Linked DNA regions of Homo sapiens: region 1 is linked to region 2. The links are chromatin loops, found by intact Hi-C in ENCODE. Cell type or tissue: sigmoid colon. All regions are shown on one strand. Each heading gives the region's core, and the rest is flanking DNA. Links, peaks and the distances in the headings are about the cores only. Region 1 holds the start of LOC105373963 (a long non-coding RNA gene). Region 2 has its middle 76 kb from the start of LINC01937.

Evidence for each region. Hi-C counts contacts between places; a loop is a spot of excess contacts. Peaks named below come from ENCODE experiments on the same cell type or tissue, not always from the same donor. Only the 100,000 strongest peaks of a DNase experiment are listed, where the experiment ranks them.
Region 1: a loop joins it to region 2, with 2.1 times the contacts of the local background. A loop is called at or near these places in 4 of 110 quality-filtered maps.

Annotation. Positions count from the first base shown.
Region 1 is chr2:238,710,335-238,719,331 of GRCh38, forward strand. LOC105373963 (a long non-coding RNA gene) reads right to left here and starts at 5,600. Exons shown (of 3, transcript XR_001739237.1): 1 at 5,544-5,600; 2 at 2,177-2,430; 3 at 1,166-1,363. In sigmoid colon, for the core only: no CTCF peak of the experiment used is centred there; a DNase peak (open chromatin) is centred at 3,977.
Region 2 is chr2:238,639,460-238,648,456 of GRCh38, forward strand. No RefSeq gene overlaps it. Among named protein-coding and RNA genes, the nearest start is that of LINC01937, 76 kb to the right of the region's middle. In sigmoid colon, for the core only: no CTCF peak of the experiment used is centred there; a DNase peak (open chromatin) is centred at 5,297.

The DNA.
Region 1 (8,997 bases), core at 489-8,488, 71 kb after region 2:
ATTTTTGCTTAACTTAAATTTTTCTCTTTTGCTTTTGGATCAGCTGAAAAGCCCATATAAGTTTACAGCATTAACAGCATATAGCACTGTGATATTTTGCAACTTGAAGCCAAGTTAAACATATGGACATTTTAACGTTATTTTGTTGAAAACCTTTCTTTGGAATGCCTTTTATTCACTTTTAGGCAGATCTAATTATAGATGGAGTTTTAGCTTGCATGTTAAGCACATGATGTGGGATGTCTGAACATGCAAGAAGGGGCCAAATCTCTCCTATGGGAGCAGGAAAATCCTTGGGTTGCACTGGAATTTTTAAAAATATTAACTATTGCTCCAGTAATAATAGTCATTCTCTTGGGCCTCCAACTATCTTACTTATAGCACATTTTTATTATAATATAACTTAATCTGCAAAGTTAAATGTATAAAATTAAGCTGACAGTCTCAATTTTTATGTTTATCATCAATGTAACTTTTAAAGGAGATAGAGTTTGCCTATAAGATGCTCCAGTAACTCTTGATAGTGTCACTCTGCACCCTGCCCACCCAAGGGTCACAGGTGACCTCTGCAACAATTCATGCAACAATTGTTAATTGGACACCTATTGTATGTGTGAGCCAATGCTGGGGCCTCTGGAGACTGCAACTCTTAAATAACATGCAGTCCTTACAATCACACTAGACTGAAAGGGTCATGCAGCACTTGGCTGCGCCCACATAGAACAGCATGGAAGGGTGAGTTTAAGGGAGACTTCATACAGGCAACCGCCTCCCGAGCTTCGCCCATGACAGTCTCTACATCACAGAGTTGTTTTGGGAGTCAAATAAGATATTATATGATAATAAACTTACTTCATTGTCTGGTTCATAGAAACCTCTGAGATATCTGTTTGATGTTTTTACTATTATTGGAAATCTTGAACTGTTTTCCTCGGATGATCCAGAAAAGATGCTTGAACTCTTCACATTTTCTTCCTGACTTCACAATATTACATACAAAATTATAAATCTAAGAAGTGCTTTCCTAGAAGAAACTTTGTTAGAAACAGAGCACTGTGGGGGTCTTTGATTTAACACAGGGTTGGGGTGGGTGCTGGGGGGGTGCCTCTGACCAGTGGAGATGGCTCAGAGAGCCAGACGGTGGTGGCCAGGAGTCACTGTGGGAGCCTGTGAAGGTCAGTGTCAGGAGAATATACGAGATCCCAGAGAGAGAGAATCGAGCCTGCCAAACTGCAGGTAGGGCACCTGGAGGAGGACTGTGGCATTGATCAACAGGAGACGCCTGGAGCGAGTCAGAGTCAAGACCACTTGGGCTTCTCCTGGTTCTCCCTGTGGACAGACAGGCTGTCTTCACCAAGATGGGCTGTAACAGAAAGGACAGGTATTGTTTTATTCAGTAAGAATTCCATTTCCAAAATTGATTGGAATTTTATTTTTTCAATGAGAATGAATCCTATGAGTTTATCTGCTCTCCTCATTCTTATCAAAATGACAAAAAAATGTGCAAATGAAAAAAATCTAACAAGGGTGCGTGGTTTTAAGGCCCAGATATTTTTTTTTTAGAAACTTCTGGAAGATATGAAGAATTGTGATCACATGGCAGGACAAGCCAAGCAGTGCCAACCATCCATAGTCTGTTTCAGGTTGGGAGGGAGCTATCTGTGAAGTGGGCAAATCAAAAGACCCAAATGATGGGGCCAGAGAGAAGCTGGCCAGTGCCTCCACCAAAGTGGGGCTGTCATAGCAAACTGGAAGAAGATACACTGGCATCTTAGTCCACTTGTGTTGTTGTAAAGGAATGTCTGAAGCTGGGCAATTTATACAGAAAAGAGGTTTATTTGGCTTCTGGTTCTGCAGGCTGTGCAAGAAGCATGGCGCCGGCACCTGCATCTGGTGATTCAGGCTGATTCTGGGGTTCAGGCTGCTTCCGCTCATGGTGGAAGGTGAAGGGAAGCTGACATGTGCAAAGAGCACATGGTGAGAATGGAAGCAAGGGGTGGGAGTGGTGCCAGGCTCTTCTACAAAATCAGTTCTCATGGAACTAACAGAGCGAGAACTCACTCCTTGCCTCAAGGACTGCACCAAGATGCTCATGAGGGATCCTCACCCATGACCCAACCAGGACGTTCATGAGGGATCCTCACCCATCACCCAAACACCTCCCATTGTACCTCACCTCCAACATTGGCGATGAAATTTCAACACGAGGTTTGAAGGGGACAAATGTCCAAGCTTTATCAGTGGGTTGTTGATATGTTTAGGTGCAATTCAGTAAGTCTTCATCGTGCTGTGCACTGCAGGGAGTGGACAGTCTCCGCGTGGTGCCCATCCCTTCTGACAGTGCAGCTCCTGATCTACTGCAACACCTGGGAGAAGGCGGCTCTTCACCTTTAACTGAAGTGCTTGGAGATCCAGATATGAAAATGAATCCTGTTAAGACATAAGCCTCACTAAGTAAAGGACTGACATCTCTAATCAAATCAAATAAGATGATGTAAAGTCCATGCAGTAGGTTGCTTGCATTGTTAACATAGGGATATTTTTGCTCTTCCTATGAGCATAAAGCAATGATTTCAAATCTTGTTGCTATATGTAAGATGTTTACTCTTTGTTTTAAAGTTAGTTTTTCTCTAAATAGAAAAATAATCCACAATCCTACTAAATTATCAAGAAGCAAATAAAGTACAAAAATGAAAATCCTCTTTGCATCTCAAACATCCCCTCTCCTGCCTGCAGCCACCACTGTTATTAATAACTTGGCGTAAAGAGACTCCTCCCAGAGGTATTCTGTATGTGAATTCATGTATCTGTAAATGGACCTGTATGTGAATGCACACACACAACCACACACCACACACACACGCCACACATACACACACCACACTCACCACACATACACACACAGCACACACACACCACACAACCACACACATACACAGCACACACACACCACACAAACCACACACACCACAAACCACACACACCACACACACACCACACAAATACACACCACATACACAAAAATACACACACCACACACATACCACACACACCACACAGCACACAAATACACACGCAAATACACACACACCACACACAAATACACACTCATACACACCATACACACACAAATACCCATATACACCACACACAAATACACACACGCACATACACACAAATACACATACACCACACACACACAAGTACACATACACTACACCACACACACACCACACGCCACACATACACATACCACACACACAACCACATACACATACACACACACCACACACAAAAATACCACACACACAAATACCACAGACATGCACAAATACACACCACACACACACCACACACACAAAAATACACAAATACGCACACACACCACACACACATACACACGCACCATACACACACAAATACCCACATACACACACACCACACACAAATACACGGACATACACACAAATACACATACACACACCACACACACAAGTACACACACACCACACACAAATACACACACACAAATACACACATACACCACACACACAAATACACGCACACATATACACACATCACACACACATACACACAAATATACACAGACACAAATACACCACACATGCAAATACACACACCCACATATACACACATACACACCACACGCACAGATACACACACACGCAAACACACACACCACACACACACACATACACACATACACACCCCACGTGTAAAGCAAAAACAGAATTTATTCTCTACATATCATCTTTAACTTGCTTTTAAAATTTATTATGGACATCATAAATACCTTCCCATTTCGAGAAGTAGGAGCCAGCCTCTTTCTTCTGAGAGTTATGACTCAGAACCCACTGAGAGTGGAGGAACAGCGAGGCAGCCAGAGGTCGCATTGACCCCTTTCCAGACTGGGGCTGCTGAAGAACGTGCTTTGGGGGCACTGCTCTGAGGCTGTGCAGTTGCTGGAAGACCTGCGCCCCGAAGACCCCGCCCCAGCAGCAGGGGCCTCGATTGCTAAGCTCAGGGTCTGGCCTGGCCATGAGCCAGGAAAAAGATGCATGCTCAGGTCCTGTTCCAAATCTGCCAACTAGAACTCAGGCTTCCTTCTCTGGGATTGAAGAAGGGCAGAGACATGCTGGGACTGTTACCTGAAGCAACCTCTGTCTACACAGAAACTCCAAGGAACGAGAAAGGAAATTCCCCAATGCATAGGATTCCTGAATATGAGCAAAATGTATGTGACCATTCCCTAATGATGGACACTTGGCATTTTTCCAACCCTTTTTTTTTTTCTTGAGACGGAGCCTCACTCTTTTGAGACAGAGTCTTACTCTGTTGCCCAGGCTGGAGTGCAGTGGCACAATCTCCACTCACGGCAACCTTTGCCTTCCAGGTTCAAGCGATTCTCCTGCTTCAGCCTCCCAAGTAGCTGGGACTACAGGCACACGCCACCAGGCTCGACTAATTTTTGTATTTTTAGTAGAGATGGGGTTTCACCATGCTGGCCAGGCTGTTCTTGAACTCCTAACCTCAGGTGATCCATCTGCCTCGGCCTCCCAAAGTGCTGGGATTACAGGCATGAGCCACCATCCCCAGCCTCTTTTCAACCTTTTTTATTGCCACTCATGTTGAAGTTAATATCATTATGCCTACAACTTTATTCACTCATTTATTATTTGTCTATGGTACATTCCTAAATGTGGAACTATTGGATTAGAGTATCTCCACATTTGAAATGCTAATAGGTATTGCCAAGTTAATTTCCAAAATGGTTTTATTGATCTGTAATCCTACAATCCTACGTGATAGAGCACTTGTTTCCTACTCTCTGGTCACCAGTGAATATTACCATTATTTATACATTTTGCTAATGTTATAGGCAAATGTATAGATGTGTATGGTATGTAGACACATACACATACACATATACACACATATGTACATGTATGTATGCATGCACTTATAAAAACAGATGTAAATACAATAGCTGTTCAAATCTGCATTTCTTTAACTAGAAATAAGGTTAGCTTCTTTTCACGTATGTATTGGTCATCTGTCTTTTTCTTTCTTTAATAAAATGCTTATTCATATCCTTTGCCAATGTTTTGAGTTATCTTTTTTCTTTGGATTGTTGCAGCCTTTTGTATAAATCATAGATACCCATTTTTTCTTTCATATATTGTGAATATTTCCATAAAAGCTGTCACTTGTCTTTTAACTTTATTTTAAAAATCTGTTAATTTTTTTTTTTTTTTTGCGTAATCTGTTAAACCTTTCTTTTATACCTTCTGGAGTTAGTGTATTTAGGAATTTTCTCTACCCCATGATTATTAATATATTTCTTTATTTTTTGAGTACCTATATAGAATTCTTTTTTTAATTTGGCTCCTTAAGTAATCTGGAATTTGCCTACCATTATGGCAGAGAATGCAACCTTGTTTTCCTCCAAGGAGTTAGTCATTTAGCCCATCCTCTGCTCACTGATTGGATGGGCTGTCTTGTTTCAAATATCAGGTCCTCACCTCATTCATGCTTGGGTCTGTTCCTCTTCTCAATGTTTCTGACGTGTGCTGTCAACCTAAACAACAGAGAGAGACTCTGTAAGAGAAAATGGTACTGATTTGGGAATAGAGTATTGCAGTGGGGATATGCATGCCACAGTAAGCTGTGTGCATACCCAGGGAGGTAAGGAAGGACAAAGGTTTGTAAAGGAGAAATGGAGAGGATTACAGCATTGTTTTGAGATCATCACTGGCTGCGAAGTCAATAACAAGAATAACAAGTGTGGCACCAGTCTGAGGTTGCACAGGCAGTTGTCTTTTTTCTCACACGGGAAAATCATTATATCATTGTCCACCGCATGGAACTCCCCCAGTTCCTGGCAGCCACCATTCCGCTTCCTGTGTCTAAGAGCTTCGCTACTTGAGGTGCCTCATATGATCAGAATCACGTAGAATATGTCCTGTGGCTGACCGGTTTCCCTTCGCGTAATGTCTTATGTACACCGGGACGGTTCAGTCTTAAAAAGGAAGAGAATCCTGTTATATGTGACAACATGGATGAACATTTTCCTCTTCATTCAAACATTTCACCAGAATAAATGCAGGTGGGGCATTCGATTCATCTTTCCTGGTGCCCTGTGACTCCTTTACGACCTTTACTCAGCTTGGGAAGCCCTTTTCCCAGCATCTCATCTCAGACCATGGATTCCCACCCGACGAGACCCGCTGTGCACCGATGCCCGAATCCTATCCTCCTGGAACTTTATCTTGCTTATTCCATGCGCCTCCAGTCTGTCTTCTCGGCGTCTTCATTTCTTCACTCTGTCTGAGTTCTAGGGGGTTTTCCAAGCTTGTCTGATCGGATGCGTCGTCTAGGTCTCTGTGGTGACGGCGTGGTGAGAGGTGGAGAGGAGGAGGGGCAGGTGAGCAAACAGCACGGAGTTGAGGGTTGGGGGTGGGGTGAGAGGCAGCACCAATGGAGGAGCCCCTGCAAGGGAAGAAATGTGTCCAGGAGAGCAGCGGGGCCGCGGGACCAGGAGAGCTACCCGCCAAGGCCCCGTGATCAAGGAGCAGTGCTTCTTTCGGGAACACAGAGAGAGACTCTGTAAGAGAAAGGTCCTGTTCCTTTCTAAGGTACTGTTCCTTCCACATTTTCTCTAAGGTCCTGTTCCTTTCTAAGGTCCTGTTCCTTTCGCATTTTCTCAGCCCTCTCCCGCCCCTCTTTTGCCTTCCACCCCCTCCCTTCTTCCCCCAGGGGCTCCTTTACCATTTCTTTCACACCACTCCTTGCCCAACACAGCTGGGCCCTGGGTAAGGAGGGATGGGCAGAGCAGGCGTGACTCCGGCTTCCTGGAGGAAGGCCTCAGTGCGGGGAACAGCATTTCAAGCTGTGATTTCAGTGGAGGGTGACAGTGACTGGGGCAGGGACCCTCAGGGATTGGTCAGAGCAGATGTCCTCATCAGCCCCTGGAAGGGGAAGAGGTGGCTCTGGATGGGAAGGACAGACGGGCACGGGGAGGGACGGGAACAGGGTTCACAGCAGGAGAAGCGGCACGGGCCATGGAGCCTCTGGAGCCCGGGAGGATGATGCTTCTTTACAGTTCTGCTGGCAGAGCAGGGCAGGTGGACTCCTGAAGGTCAGGAATATTTTTTTCGAAAGGAGACTCTAAGAACTAATTATTATTATTATTTTTTTTTCTTTTTCTTTTTTTTTTTTTATTATACTCTAAGTTTTAGGGTACATGTGCACATTGTGCAGGTTAGTTACATATGTATACATGTGCCATGCTGGTGCGCTGCACCCACTAATGTGTCATCTAGCATTAGGTATATCTCCCAATGCTATCCCTCCCCCCTCCCCCGACCCCACCACAGTCCCCAGAGTGTGATATTCCCCTTCCTGTGTCCATGTGATCTCATTGTTCAATTCCCACCTATGAGTGAGAATATGCGGTGTTTGGTTTTTTGTTCTTGCGATAGTTTACTGAGAATGATGGTTTCCAATTTCATCCATGTCCCTACAAAGGATATGAACTCATCATTTTTTATGGCTGCATAGTATTCCATGGTGTATATGTGCCACATTTTCTTAATCCAGTCTATCATTGTTGGACATTTGGGTTGGTTCCAAGTCTTTGCTATTGTGAATAGTGCCGCAATAAACATACGTGTGCATGTGTCTTTATAGCAGCATGATTTATACTCATTTGGGTGAACTCCCATTCACAATTGCTTCAAAGAGAATAAAATACCTAGGAATCCAACTTACAAGGGATGTGAAGGACCTCTTCAAGGAGAACTACAAACCACTGCTCAAGGAAATAAAAGAGGAGACAAACAAATGGAAGAACATTCCATGCTCATGGGTAGGAAGAATCAATATCGTGAAAATGGCCATACTGCCCAAGGTAATTTACAGATTGAATGCCATCCCCATCAAGCTACCAATGACTTTCTTCACAGAATTGGAAAAAACTACTTTAAAGTTCATATGGAACCAAAAAAGAGCCCGCATTGCCAAGTCAATCCTAAGCCAAAAGAACAAAGCTGGAGGCATCACACTACCTGACTTCAAACTATACTACAAGGCTACAGTAACCAAAACAGCATGGTACTGGTACCAAAACAGAGATATAGATCAATGGAACAGAACAGAGCCCTCAGAAATAATGCCGCATATCTACAACTATCTGATCTTTGACAAACCTGAGAAAAACAAGCAATGGGGAAAGGATTCCCTATTTAATAAATGGTGCTGGGAAAACTGGCTAGCCATATGTAGAAAGCTGAAACTGGATCCCTTCCTTACACCTTATACAAAAATCAATTCAAGATGGATTAAAGATTTAAACGTTAAACCTAAAACCATAAAAACCCTAGAAGAAAACCTAGGCATTACCATTCAGGACATAGGCGTGGGCAAGGACTTCATGTCCAAAACACCAAAAGCAATGGCAACAAAAGACAAAATTGACAAATGGGATCTAATTAAACTAAAGAGCTTCTGCACAGAACTAATTATTTTTTAAAAATTACTAGATTTCAAGAAAAAATGATTTTTCATGTAAACATATCAGATATGATGATTTTAGAGAAAATTCAGTTAACTTTTAATATTCTTAAACCAGTAAAGGGATTCCAGACCTTGAAATGTTGCATTGCTGCATACGCCAACATCATGTGAAAAATTCATATATCTAAACCCCCAACACAGGCACACAAATACTTTCCCAAGAGCCTCACAGTTTCCAGAAAAGTTGTGAATTCTGAGGCAACATAGTTTTTTTGTTTTTGAGGTAGGGTCTCACTCTGTCACCCAGGCTGGAGTGCAATGACATGGCTCCCTGTAGCCTGGACATCCTAGACTCAAGCGATTCTCCTGCCTCAGCCTCCCAAGTAGCAGGACTACAAGCATGCTCCACCACACCTGGTTAATTTTTACATTTCTTGTAGAGATGGGGTCTCACTACATTAC
Region 2 (8,997 bases), core at 325-8,324:
TACTTGATCTCACTCAGAGGTGAATTTTCTTCAATTTTCTGTTTGTCTGAATGAGATGTGCTCAGCTTCGAGGTGCTATTGAGAATAAGAACAAAGCATCTCTTTGTCTTCAGAGCACTTTCCCTGGCAGCTCTGGACAGCTCGGATTCTGAATATTAACTTTTCCCAATGCTTCAGTTGTTATTAAAGTAGAAGTCTTGGTCCATCTCCACCTTGAATCTAATGTTTGTAGAAAGATTCATGTTAGCCCACATGTAGAACTCGATTTATAGGCAAGAGACCTTGAAACTCTTTGAATTCAAATGTTGGAAGCCTTCAATGAAATGGAAGAAAAAAGTGAGGACTTTTTTTTTTCTTTTCTTTTTTTTTAGATGGAGTTTAGCTCTTGTTGCATAGGCTGGAGTGAAATGGCATGACCTCGGCTCACTGCCACCTCTGCCTCCCGGGTTCAAGCGATTTTCCTGCCTCAGCCTCCTGAGTAGCTGGGATTACAGGCGCCCGCCACCACACCTGGCTAATTTTTTGTATTTTTAGTAGAGACGGGGTTTTGGCCCCATGTTGGCCAGGCTGGTCTCGAACTCCTGACCTCAGGTGATCCACCTGCCTCGGCCTTCCAAAGTGTTGGGATTACAGGCGTGAGCTACTGTGCCAGGCCAAAAGTCAGTACATTCTGTTTTTAGGAGAAAGAGGAAAAGCATGAGGAATCAAATTTATCTTGAGGATAATTAAAAGAAAGAAAACTCTGACACATTTAGTCCAATGTCTATAGATATCTCTATAGCTACCTGTTTGGTGCTGTGGGAATGTTTCTTTCCCTAGTCCTCTGGGACCACTCAAGATATGTGATTATAAAATAAATCCCTTCCTTTGCAAATCAAGGCAGACAAGTGAATTAAAATATTTTGAATGAGAAAGTTGGAAAAAAAAGTTTTCTGGGTAGCTCCACTTTTCCAGAAAATTCTATCCATGAACTGCATGTCCCCAGGCACTGTGATTTCTGGCACATTTGTCCATCTGTGGTTGGCTTGCAGCCATGAGCCTAAGGACGTGGAAGAAGATTTTCATTGTCTTCCTGAGAGTCCGGAGTCTCTCTAGTGATGCACGGGATGCTCTTGTCTTCCTTACTGGACTGGTCAACTTTGGTGCTTAGAACTGGATGGGTCTGTCCTTACAGCCCTGCCTGGGATGGGGTGCAGGGGAAGGGCACCACTAACTGTCAGGAGCCTGCCCCTCGGATCACCTTCCAGATGCAGCATCCCGACAAAATGCCACGAAGGTGGTTTTTTCCTAAAAGCCAGGAAGCATAACTTGGTCTTTGTGGTCATCCCGCTTCTGGTAGGTCATGTCGTGCTAAGTACTGAGTAGAAAAGTGGACAGTTTTTTCAACACATATGCCCCTTAAAGAAATTCTCAGCAAACAAGAACACATGGAACATCTTAGAAAATTAATTAATTCACCTCAAATCCTCCTCCTCCGATGCATATGTAATACTGAGCGTCTATTGCTAAAAATCAGACGAATGCACATGTTGTAGATATAAACCAGTAGGAGACAACTTTGGGGAAAATTTTTAAAACAAAACATATTCCGATGTGTTTGAATTATGCATTGTGAAGATATTCAGACTTTCCATGACTGAGGCAGCCATGATTGCTGTTTGTTTTTAAGGGCAACACACGTTTCAAAGATTTTGTTTTGTTCTGTTTGTTTTTCCTACAGAGCTAGGATTTGCAAGACAAATATGGCTTATACTTTAGAGGAATGGGATTCGAAGATGGAGAAATAAAACGCCAAAATCAAAAAAATTTTATGAATGTCATTTCTTTCTGATATCATGATAATTCTCATTACAATAAAAAGAACCTGTGAGATGATTCCATTTCTGGTGAGCGGAAAGTGCCGAGCGACTCTCCTTCTCAAGGAAGGTTGAGGTACAAGGGCAAGCTTTTGTACTTGGATTTAAAAGAGAAGTTCTAGTTTTAAATTCTTGGTCTGCTGTTAACCAGCTGTAAATGTTGGGAAGTCATTTTCTTCATCTGTAAAATGCGTAAAAGGAATATTTGTCTTATAGGATTTTTGCACTTTGAAATCCAACTATGCAACTCATTATTTCTTTCAACTGTGGCCACATTCAGGATCCCATGGTGTACTAAAATCTCTTTGAATCAGAAAGCAAAGAAGAAGGAAGAAACATTGGCGTTTTCCCTGTCTCCAGCATGGCTGTAGGATGCAGAGTGATTGAAAATGGACATTTATTAAGATGATTAATGTGTGCCCTCGGTTCTACGAGATTGTCTGTATAAATTGTCTTTCCCTATTCAGTCTTTGTAATTTGCGCCTTCTCTATTTTTCGGTAGATATTTTTTGCATTTGGGGAGGTTTACTTTTTTTTTTTTTTTTTTTTATAAAGTTTGCCTTTATAGTAAGACTTTCATACAATACCATTTGCATTAGACGAAGGCCTAGTCATGAGAAAATCACATCCGTTAACTGACCAGGGAGCATTTACTCTAATTATTAACTCGGAAAAGAGAAGAGCTCCTAATGGATAAAGAGCACACGGGACAGCTGTGCAGGGAGCAAGTACCGCCTCCAGGGCTAAGGCAGGGCCCTAGGGAAGGAACACACTGAGAAAAAGCTCCCCACCCCATGTACCCCAGGAAAGGATGTGGCGCAGCGCCACTGCATATTCTGCTCCTAGAGACCAAATTGTAAAAATAACCTGCATCAACTTGCATGTAAAAATATACTGGTGGGGCCGGGCGCGGTGGCTCACACCTGTAATCCCAGCACTTTGGGAGGCCGATGTGAGTGGATCACCTGAGGTCAAGAGTTCGAGACCAGCCTGGCCAACATGGCGAAAACCCATCTCTACTAAAAATACAAAATTAGCTGGGCATGGTGGCGGGCGCCTGTAATTCCAGCTACTCTGGAGGTTGAGGCAGGAGAATCGCTTGAGCCTGGGAGGCAGAGGTTGCAGTGAACCGGGATCACGCCATAGCACTTTAGTCTGGGTGACAGACTCAGACACTGTCTCAAAAAAAAAAAAAATACTGGTAGGAGAGAAAAAGAAAATGGTTAGGACGTCTAAATAAAAACACACAGAGGAGCAAAAATATGCAAAGCTACTTGTTTCTGTATTGGTCATGAGGCCGTAGTTGACATATTTGGCTTCCTTTGTCAATGACTTGTTCCGTATTTCCCCAGCTTTAGCTAGAACCTCTGCTCATGCTGTCCTTTGCCTAGCATAGTGACCCTGACATTCATTCATAAAGTGTCTGGATCTTTGATCCTGCGGCCTCTTCTTTGGTTGCTGTAATTTTATATCACCCTTTGCTACAGGGCATGAAAATACTAAGAGGCATCCTGGGGTCCAGACATGGTCCCTCTACTCTCTGAAGAGAGAATTTTTTCACCAAGGTGTGATGGGGCTGCTGCCCCATCGTGGGCATGCAGATGTCATTATGTTAGGAGTTTTCAGGTGAGACCATCCTGTGCAGGGGAGGACTGGACACCAAGGCCTAGATCTGGGTTTAGGAGGAGAAACGGCCACTCTATGAAAGCGCCCATCAGAGCCGCTTGCTCCAAGCCTGCTTTACCAAAGCCCTGCTGCTATTGTTTGGGGCCTCATTTCCACTGCTGCTGCTCCTGGGTCTGTTTCGCTTAGAAGCCTCCCAGATGCACAGCGTCTGGCGAGGTGGTGTCGGGGACCCCTTCTTGTGGGGAGCGCCACCCCACGGAGGGCTGGAGTCAGGAAGTGCTGATGGCCTGTCTTGTTCCAGGTTGCTTTTCAGAATCGGAACTTTCATTCCATGTACAGTTGTAGACACCCGTGGATGCCCGAAACCTCAGATAGTACCAAATCCTACATGTACTGTGCTTTTTCCTATGCATATATACCTACAATAAGCTTCATTTATAAATTAGGTGTGGTAAGGGGTTAACAATAACTAACAATAAAATAGAATAATTATAACAGTTGCCAGCATCATCACTCTGGTGTTTTAGGGCCATTATTAAGTAATATAAGGACCACTTGACAATCTGATCACTGAGACGCCTGTGAAGTGGGGTCTAGAATGTGGATGAGCTGGGTGAAGGGACAATCCCTGTCTGGGGGATGGAGTAGGTGGTGTGAGATTTCATCACACTGCTCAGAATGGCATATCATTGAAAACACATGAACTATCCATCTCTGGCACTTTCCATTTACTATTTTCAGACCTTGGTTTACCGTGGGTAACTGAAACCTCAGAAAGTGAAACTGTGGATGAGGGGGCACTGCTGTAGAAGGCAAGGTAACGCTGGGATTTGGAGGAAACTCTTAGAAGCCAGTGATGATGTGGACTTGCTCATTGATTGATTGATTGATTGATTTTTTGGTAAACTGAAAGCTACGAAGAGCCACAAATGAATGAAGACGACTGAGGCAAACTGAGCCTCTGAGTGCCCCTGGAGGGAGACTCCCTTCTCTGTGGGGTTTGCTCTGAGTGGTTAATAATCCAGGTAGAAAATCCACTGGTAGAGGTAGTGCAGGGTGGGAAGAGACCTGGGAAGGAGGCTTTGGTCCAGGTCCTAGAGCAGGCTCCAGTGTGACTCCAGGAGACTGAGATATCCAGGGGCCATCCCACACTGTGCTTCCTAAAGTCTACTTAGCGGCCCCCTCACTCACTGGATAAGAACAGTGGCTTCCTCCTCACTGAGCTTTCACTGGTGCCTTAGGCTCCACTGTTGGAGATCTAGTTGTTTTAGTCACTCTGTTGTCTCATGCTGGAGAGAAGCGACCTTTCACATGAGAGTTAGTCACTTGTCTATGGTGAGTCAGATGCTATCAGCTGCCCTTGGTGACAGGAGGCTATGGATGGATATTAATGGCTGGGAGGAGGGTCAGGAGGCCACCAGCAAGCTGAAAAGAGTGGCTTGGAGAGGTGACAGTAAGTCCTAGAAGGAGAGATGAGCCTGGGAATGTCCAACTCCATCGGCTGACAGGGCTGACCTGCTCTGCACCTGCCGTGTGAAAGGTACCTGGGTCTGAGTCAGGTCCCGTAGGGCCCAAGCACACTCACATGGACTTCCTGTTACTGGGGCTGCAAAGAGTTGCTACTTCCAACTGGAAGGGGCTCTGACCAAATTCACAGCCCTGGACCAATCTTTCTGTTTGGCTTGTAGCAAACTTGCAAATTCCTGTGAGGGGAAACAAGATTTATTTCTCATTGAAACATTCACAGAAGAATCAGGTTCAAATAATTATTCCCGACTTCACTTCCCTTTTACTCTGCGTTGCTTCACAAAGACGCACACACACGCACACAGAAATGAGTCATATGTTCAGCTTTCTGAAAGTCAAAGAGAATAAACAGATGCCACAGAGGAGATGGAAAACTGGCATTGTTTTAATAAAAACTCTGAAGACAAAGGAAGGAACAGAAACTTAAAGATTTAAAAGAGCAAATCCCAATGGTGGGTGATTCAAACATCTTTCCAATTCCCACTCCCACCCCAGGAAATGCTCCCTAAGCGTGAAGGAGGGAGGTGTCTGCAAGCTTCCTGCTGACATGGCCCGGGACAGGCAGAGTCCAAGAACAAAGGACTGGCTAAGAAAAGCATGGAGATCAAAAATACTTAAAAATATACATGGGTATGAAAAGGGTTAGACAGCTAGAAAACAAAATACAAAATGTCACCTTTGAGTAGTGAAGTTTTGGATGATTTTTATTTTCTTATTTTATATAAAATTTATAACAGGGGTCCCCAATCCCTGGGCCATGGACTGGCACTGGTACCTGTCTGTGGCCTGTTAGGAACCAGGCCTCACCGGGCCTCACGGCAGGAAGTGAGTATTGGGTAAGCGAGCAAAGCTTCATCTGTATTTACAGCTACTTCCCATCACTCACATTCTCACCTGAGCTCTACCTCCTGTCAGATCAGCCGCAGCATTAGCTTCTCGTAGGAGCACAAACCCTACTGTGAACTGCGCATGTGAAGGATCTAGGTGTGTACTCCTTACAAGAATCTAATGCCTGATGACCTGTCACTGTCTCCCATCACTCCCAGATGGGACCATCTAGTTGCAAAAAAAAAAAAAAAAAAAAAAAAAAAGCTCAGGGCTCCCACTGAATCCACATTATGGTGAGTTGTATAATTATTTCATGATATATTACAATGTAATAATAATAGAAAGTGCACAATTAATGTAATGCACCTGAATCATCCTGAAACCATCCCCCTTCCCCGGTCTGTGGAAAAATTGTCTTCCACAAAACCTGTCCCTGGTGCCAAAAAAGGTTGAGGATCGCTGTTTTATAATATACCAGTATTGCTTTGTTCATTAGAAAAATGTACAGATTATTTAATAAACAGCTAGATCACTGGCCTCATTTGACCACACAGCATAAGTAAACAACTTGCCCCAGGTCATCCAGTGCACATACCAGTCAGGCTGGTGCCAATTTTGTGCTTTGTCTGCTGTACTATACACCATAAGTGCCACCACCCTCACCCAAAGATAATGAGCCTTGCCAGCCAGAGGGGAGAAAAATCATTTGAAATGATTTTTACAGTAATTTATTGAGGTGAAATTCACATGAAATAAAACTAACAATTTTTGCCATTCAGTGGCAGGGAGTACAGTCACAAAGCTGCACAGCCACCCCCTCTACCTGGTTCTAAAACATTCCCATTGCTGCACAGCAAAACCCCTTATGCATTAAGCAGTTTTTCCCTATTCCTCAACCCCCACAGACCCTGGCAAACCCCAATCTGCATTCTGATAGGATTTTTCTTTTTAAAGGAAACATTTTAACTTTTATAAAATAATTTTGGAAGTGACTCATACTTTGTTTCAACCTCTGGAGAGGCAAATATTCTGCCATGGTCCAAAAGTGATGGGATTTCTGGGTGACCTTTTCTGGGTACAGTCTCCTTGGTGTTGGTGGGATTTCTGGCTGTTGGAGGCCGGAGCCCTGAGTCCAGAGCCCAGCAGAGGCCTGGTCTGCCAAGCCTTGGCATTCGTCACAAGCACAGGGTGTAGCACTCTCTATTATATTTACTTTTGCAGGAGACCTCTGGATTATTTAGCTCTGCAATGCTCACTGGTGAGTTCAGAACTAACAATTACTCCTAAGACAGTATGCGCATGTCAGACCATGGTTAAAAACGGACAGTGCTGACAATCTTTAGGGTTCTGTCATATCCCCCAGAAGGGCTTCAGTGTGGACCATTTCACTCCAGATAGGCTCCAAGGGGTTTGGAAACACCATCAAGAGGACATCGCATGTGAGGAATTTTTGAACCGACTGAAGGACTTTGAAAGTGAAATTTCCTGACAGGCTTAAACTTCCACATCAAACATTAGCATCTTCAATAATTTCAAACAATGGGACTATAAAGTTTGCAACTGCCTTTGGAAGGAAGAAAGTGAAACGAGCTCATCTTAGCAACTGAGGGAGAGGAGAGCAGGGAGGTGGGAGTGAAAGTGGTGGGTCCAGGAAGAGACAGGTAGAGGGAGGTGGGGCTGGCAGCCCTCATGCCAGGTAGTAAGCCTGACAGCCTCCAGGTCTGGAAGCCTGAAGTATGCAGAGGGTTCCACTACATGCCTGCTACATCCTTAACGGCCTTACACATCTCCACCAGTCAGGTGAGGACCATATTATCTCTGCTTTAGGGATAGACACGAAGACTTGGAAGGGTCTACGCTGCTCTCATAGTTTAGACTACACCCTTGCTTGGATTTCTTGTACATCAGTCCTTCCACAACACCATGATCGACAATTTCAAAATGCTTTCCAAAGCCCAGTTTGAGTACATCGCCTATCTAGTACCCTTCATCCCCATTCTCTCTTTCCCCACTTAGGCCATCACAAGACCACTATCTTGGCAAGAGTAGAGTTGCTACTGAGTACAAAGTGCATATGTTGGACTTTTTATTTCAATGTTCTAAAGGAGAAGAAAAGATGTACCAAAAAGAGAAGAAAAAGCAGGCTCCAAGCTGCTAAACCTTGGCCTGGGGACTTGTGTGTCTAGTATGATCTGTGGGCATGGCCATGGGACTCATGCTTTGCTTGTTAGTTGTCTAAAAGGAGTAGAGCAGAATCATTATAGAAGACTTGGAAAATGCAGAAAGATTATAAAGACTTACGAGGATAACTGTGAATACTTTGGGGAATCTCTTCTGGTCTTGTTTCTGTGAATATAATAATAATGTATATATTTTTACATTTTCTGAAAATGGGAAGTTATATTTTATGTTATGGTATAGGTTATGTTATGCTTAGATTTATATTATGTTTCTTGGTGACTGCCATTTTTACTAAGGGATCTATTCTGAGCATTAATGATGATTTGAAATATTCCCCTAAATCACACTTTAAAAATGATTCTATACAGTTCTATCACCTGAATTTATCAAAACTAATTATTTAATCCTTTATGTCTAGATGTTTTGGTTGGCTTTGTACATGCATCTTTCCTTTCAACCTTTTGTACTATATCCTGGGATTTTTATATCCAAAAATGTTATTATTGAATTTCATAACATAAGCAACCTATTTTCCAAGAATAATTGTAATATTTTTATTACTTTTAATAAATATTCTAACAGTATTTATTTAAACTCATTCCTTTTTAAAAACTGTTTCTATTGGTCTCCATTTTTTAACTTTTCCATATTTTTGAACTCTCAATATTGAATCTTTTTTATTCAACTATAAAATGTTGAAGTAATTTTTAGAGTATGTATGTATATATGTGTCTGTATAGACAGTTTTTGAGCCTCCATATCCAAAAGTGTCTCCATACTATCCTCATACTTGGTGGAAAGATTCTCTGGTCACAATTTTTTCCCCTCAAAGGTTTTAAAAAAATCTGAGAGTTTTAAAATTTCAGGCACTTAAGTGATATTAATTAGGAAAAGTCTCAGGTGGCTTGATTTTTTCTTTTCTTTTTAAAAACACTTTCTAGTTAAAATATGCAAATACTTGGTTTAAAAACTCAAACAA